Linked DNA regions of Homo sapiens: region 2 is linked to region 1. A link is a loop called in an ENCODE intact Hi-C map of the cell type or tissue named here. Cell type or tissue: Calu3. All regions are shown on one strand. Each heading gives the region's core, and the rest is flanking DNA. Links, peaks and the distances in the headings are about the cores only.

Region 1 (2,807 bases), core at 48-2,547:
ATCATCAAGAAAGACTTGACCTCCATCTAGTTGTTGCAAACAATATATTAACATTGTAAAACTGTTACAGCAGATGGCAATGCAATCATCCCTTGGTAACTCATGCCTAGCTAACTGTCTGTGTCCTTGGCTAAAGGTGAGCAAAAGGCCCACCTCCTGCGTCTGCAGGGAGCCGATGCGGGGGGCTGAGAGCACTCAGTGTGAATTCCCTCATGCACATGTGAGAGGTGAAAACCACTGCCAACTTCTCCATTCCTGCCTTTGTTCCAAAATTGCTAACAGGGTTGCAGGGTACCTGACCTATTTGCATACATTCCTTATTTTTACCTCTGCCTGAGCTAAAGGGGAAAAAGGCAAAGTATGACAACATCTAACCTGCCCATTTCTCTCAACTTTGTTGGTTCTGGTTTATTTATAGCCTTTTCCTCAACTACAGCTTTAAAAGCAAATGATTCGTACCTCACTCATGTGAAGTGGATCAATGCAGATTGGATTTCTTGAAATACCACCAAAAAGCAACTCAACACACGCCAGGGAAGAGAAACCAAGGGAGGCTTGGAAATTTGTCACCCAGCATAAGAACACAGCACACACTTAAAGAGATTGTGACCTGCCAAACACCATGTAAATATAACCAAACGTTTCCCAAACATAATGGACTGTATTCTGGTGGAGGACTTGGCCTCACTTACAAGAAAGGCCTCTTTGTTTAAAGTCAGTCAAACTGCCAGCTACTTAAGGTGTAAGTTAGTGCCTCAAAGAGGCCCTGGTAGATGTGGGGAAGAGAAGGTTGCAAAATACGTGCAGAACAGACACCCGTGTAGGTGTGTGGTCTTCTTTATGGATGTGGTGGACCCATGTAAAGTTTCTGTGCTTAAGAGTGGCCCGAGCAGGGCAGCCTGAGTGTCGAAAGGGAGGATGAGGCAGAAGAATCAGTGCAGCGCTAGCCAAGAGTGAGGAACCAGCAGCTGCTGTTGGGGGCCTGGAGAAAGAAGGGTATTTTTCAGTCTGCATCTTTTGGATGGAGTTTATCCACTCACCCAGAGGCTGTTTGGCTTCCTCAGAGCAAGCCCTGGAGTTCAGAGAGGTAACGCCAACCATCTGACCTGCCTCTTTTTGCAACACTAAGGCTCAGAGAGGAAGCCTTATCTCTTTGAATGCGATTCGTATTTTCCGAGAACCCACAAGATCGATCACTCTGAGCAGGCATTTCACTGCTCATGGGAAAGTCTACAGTCTCAGCCCTCAAGCCAATCCCTCATACATTTGATTAAAGCTGACTCACAGTCTGGATTCCAAAGCTGTTCACCCACAGGCAGTGGAGGAAACCATCTACAGAAGTCCCGAAAACATGCTCAGGGTCAGGCTGGTGGCACTGGCTGGCCAGGGACCTCTGCCATCCGCCTGGCTGGTGGAGCCTCTGCCGTCTTCGGGGTCCTTGTGGACTGCACCAAGCTCCTGGCTCACGCCTGGCTTCCTGACCAAACACCTCATTTCTGGTTTACTACCTTTGTCCAAACAAATATCCTAGACCCTGGACTCACTTCTGTTCTTATGTTGACCCTGGGAAATTCCTCTCCCTCTAGCGGGAACAGGAAGTACCCTGGACTCTCACGTTTCCACCTGCTCCTCTTCGCTTACAGCCATTCCCTGCCTGTTGTCCTACGTTGCCCCTTTGGGCTGACATGGTATTTGCACAGTCTGCAAAGCTGGGAAATTAAAGATCTGCCCAGGTTGGAGCCCCTGTTCTCCAGGGACCTCCTCCCTCTGCCATCGCTCCTGGTCACAGGTGCTTTCGAGGTACCTTCCCGCCAGCAACCTTGTTCTGTGCTAGAGACTGAGCCATTCCCACCTCAGATTATGGTCCACATGTCTCCGTGCCCTTCCCCTTGGGCTGCTCTCCGTCTCACCTTCTAGAATTATGTTCTCAGCCGACTGCAAATCAGGGTGCAGCATCCACCAGCGCCTAACTCTCAGCAGTTCAACACTACCCCCTTCAATGCTTTTCTGAGTTATAAAAACATCTCAGGGCAAAACACCTACTGGTCTCCAGGAGCTGAGATCAGTCAAGAAGCAATTACCTATAGTTCCTTCACCTGACTCAAGGAGAAGCTGAGGCAGGGCCGTCTCCCTGCTGTCCTCCCTGGCTCACAAGGTGATTATGAAGGCAAATGATTCAACTGAAAGCATAAATCCTGAGAGAGATAAAGGACCATTCTTACTGTCAGCCAGACCAAGGGCCCCATATGGCCATCCTCACCTGGACCAGCAGAGGCTCATGACACAGCCTCTCAAGCTAGGTCTGAGCCTGCGTTCCTCTACAGCTCCCCCACCACCCTGAGCCCGTCTTTGTCACTGCAAGCGCCACATCGTATTGTAATCATCTGCTCCAGATAGAGACAGCATCTAATTAGTTTCTGTACACCCACGGTGTCTGACACATGGAAGGAACTTTACAAATGATGAATGAATGCATAAGTGAATGAACAAGAGGAGTGAATAAAATAAGACTTGGTTTTAAACAATGGTTGAGAAGCAGCTGGAAATGCTCCATGCAAAGTAGTAATCAGAATGACTTCACAACATGGATCCTTTGCCCAACGTGAAGACGTCCTAGCCCTTATGTCAGCCCTCTCCCTGGGACTTGCCTGTATGGCTCCATGGTCCGAGTACCATAGAACAAGGCTTCCTCCAACAGGCCGAGGTTGATGCAGGCATCCATGGCGCAGTCGAGCACCTTCAGCTGGTAGATGTTGATATCGGGAAGCCGTTCAGAATTGCTGCTTATGATTGCCTGGCACATGGCC
Region 2 (2,807 bases), core at 79-2,578, 140 kb after region 1:
CCAAACTAGGGACACCTACAGAAACACAGAAAGTTCAAAGCCTATGGGAGGGGAACGTGGGGGAGGGAGAGGGACTTATTTACCAGCCCCAGCTTTACACTTCCTCCATCTCCTCCTCTTCTTTAGCAAGATGCCTCTGTGCTTTCCATGAAGAAGTCGGCCCCAGAACATGACCTGCATCTCAGAGAAGTTCTGATTTATGAATTGGCACTGAGGCGACGTCGCTGGTGCGGAACACCATGACGTCTGTGTCTAGGGTATGCGCATATGCTGCGTTTTTCCGCAGGTGCCTCGCAGTCTGCTCTGGCTCTTAGGGCTTCCGAACTCAGTTCAGGGCATGGATTTTAATTAACGAAATGAAACACTGGCCCTACACGACGGGACACTTAATGAATTTATTTAATGATGCCAAATATGGGGAACCCCTTTAGGGAGAGAAGCAAAAGGAACAGGAGAAAAAGATCAATTTGTTAAAAGACAGTCAAAGCAACTGAGTGTTACTCTCAGACAGGGGGGATGTCAACTGGGGAGTGATCCCCAGAAAATCAACTTCATTGTGAAATCAGAAGTACGAGCATCTTTCTTTCAACTGGAATTCATTGAGCATCTACTGAGCTGCTATTTCAGCACGCTTGCTGCTGGGAGACACAGAAGACATCCTTCCTCCTCAACATGCTTCTGATAGACATTATTAAGAAAAACTATTTTTTTGGCTAGCAATGCAGTTTCACCTCACATGATTTCACTTCCTTGGAGCCGTGAATCAGCAGTGGCAGGGATTATCTCCCCTGAGGAAAACCAAGATGTGGGCTGGCTGGCTGGGGTAGGGTGGTGAGAGGCAGTGCTGTGCAGGAAAGGACTTTCTCCAGGCCAGCAGGCTATGCAGTTACACAGAGGAGCAAGCCCTGCACCCACCATCGTGATTCCCAACCCTTCCCCAGACCTCAGCACCTCCACCACCACCAGGGAAACAAGACACAGTCACGGCAGCGGACAGCACTTTAGGACAAAGGGGGAAGGACAAAGGCAGGATGTGAGGATGGTCAGGGAGTGATCAGAACTGCTGGGAGAAAGATCAGCCATTGCTAAGTGTGTCTTCAAGCCCTACACTTCCCTGGAGAGATCACAGCTTTCTCTGGCAGATGCTCAGACAAGAGGTCACGGATAGGCACTGTTCTGGCAATTGCCAGACAAACCAACCTCTTTCTGATCCCACTGAGAGGCTGGACAATAACACAGTCTGTAGACAAGGAAATTCAAAGCATGGCATTCCTCCAGGGAAAACGCTGTGCTGGACCAGGACCAGGGCCTGCCAACACCTGTGAGCAGACAGATTCCAAAATGTACAGTCACAGGCTGGCTCCTCTGAGGCTTGGCTCACAGTGCTTCATCAAAAGAAATAAAGATAAGGAAGTATCTTCCTGCTATCAGCCCCTGCTTCGGTGGCACCCCACTCATCTCTTACCCACCCTTGGGGAGGGAATGGAGATCTTTAACCCTGGGTAAAGAGTACAATGAAACTTCATTTTCTGAGCTCCCAGAGGTTTTGGAACGTGATAGCTCCTACAGAGACATGATTCTTGCTGAATAAATAATTCTAAGTCAGTGACCTGACTAGGGACTCATGTCTGAAGCACCGTTTGATTCTTCAATTTTCAATTTTTCCTCCTTTTATTTACTAGCCAATATTTCCATGTGACAACCACATGCCCATCCCATTAGGAGGGCTATTACAAAAGAAATGAAAAGTAAATATTGGTGAGGATGTAGAGAAACTGGAATCCTCGTGCATTGCTGGTGGGGATGCAAACTCCTGCAGCTGCTGTGGAAAGCAGTCTGGATGCTCCTGAAAAAGTTAAACTACCAAACGATCTAGCAATTCTGCTTCTCGGTATATGCCCAAAGCAAACGAAAGCAGCGACTCAACAGATACTTGCCCACCAATGTTCATCGAACATTATTCAATTTCCAAAAAGTGGAAACATCCCAAGGGTCCGTCATCAGATGAACAGAAAAAATGTGGTGTAGACAGAAAATAATATTTTGCCGTAAAAAGGAAAGGAATTCTAATAATGCTACGGCACAGACAAACCTTGAAGAGATTATGTTAAGTGGAAGAAGCCAGACACAAAAGGACAAATACTGTGTGATTCCACTTACGAGAGGTTCTGAGAGTAGTCAAACTCACAGAGACGCAAAACAGATTGGTGGTGTCCAGGGTTGAGGTGAAAGGGGAGTGGATGATTGTCGCTTCACGGGGTAGGAATTTCTCTGAGGTAAGGAAAAACTTAGAAATAGATATGGTGCACAAGACTGTGGATGTAATTAATATCACTGAATTATACACTCAGAGATCATTCAAATCACAAACTTTATGTTAGATATATTTTACCACCAAAAAAAACCCACAAAAACAACCAAACATGAAACCAAACTATAAAGAAGAAAACAAGGTGGAAATAAAAAAAAAATAAGAGCTTAAGAAATAAAAGGGGAAGATTGCAAAAAGCACACAGAATAATAACATTAGCAATGCTGCCATATTAACTGCATGTAGATAGTATTTACTCTGTGCCAGGAATTGTTCTGGGTGCTATCCATATAACAACTTGTATAACCTTCATGGGAACCCCTTGATGTAGGTTTTTATTATTATCCTCATTTTAAAGTTAATAATTCTGAAAACCAGCAAGGTTAAGTATCTTGCCCAAGATCACAGAGCAAGACATGGCAAAACCTAGATTTAAACCCAGAAACTCTTGACCTGGAATCTATGTTTTTAAACAACTAAGCTGGTTGCCAGTATA

The links. Peaks named below come from ENCODE experiments on the same cell type or tissue, not always from the same donor. Only the 100,000 strongest peaks of a DNase experiment are listed, where the experiment ranks them.
Region 2: a loop joins it to region 1, with 3 times the contacts of the local background. A loop is called at or near these places in 6 of 110 quality-filtered maps.

The regions. Positions count from the first base shown.
Region 1 is chr1:245,855,848-245,858,654 of GRCh38, forward strand. SMYD3 (SET and MYND domain containing 3) reads right to left here. Exons shown (of 12, transcript NM_001167740.2): 10 at 2,649-2,807. Among named protein-coding and RNA genes, the nearest start is that of SMYD3-AS1, 250 kb to the right of the region's middle. In Calu3, for the core only: no CTCF peak of the experiment used is centred there; a DNase peak (open chromatin) is centred at 1,264.
Region 2 is chr1:245,996,767-245,999,573 of GRCh38, forward strand. The region is part of intron 5 of SMYD3 (SET and MYND domain containing 3); the gene reads right to left. Among named protein-coding and RNA genes, the nearest start is that of SMYD3-AS1, 110 kb to the right of the region's middle. In Calu3, for the core only: no CTCF peak of the experiment used is centred there; a DNase peak (open chromatin) is centred at 1,305.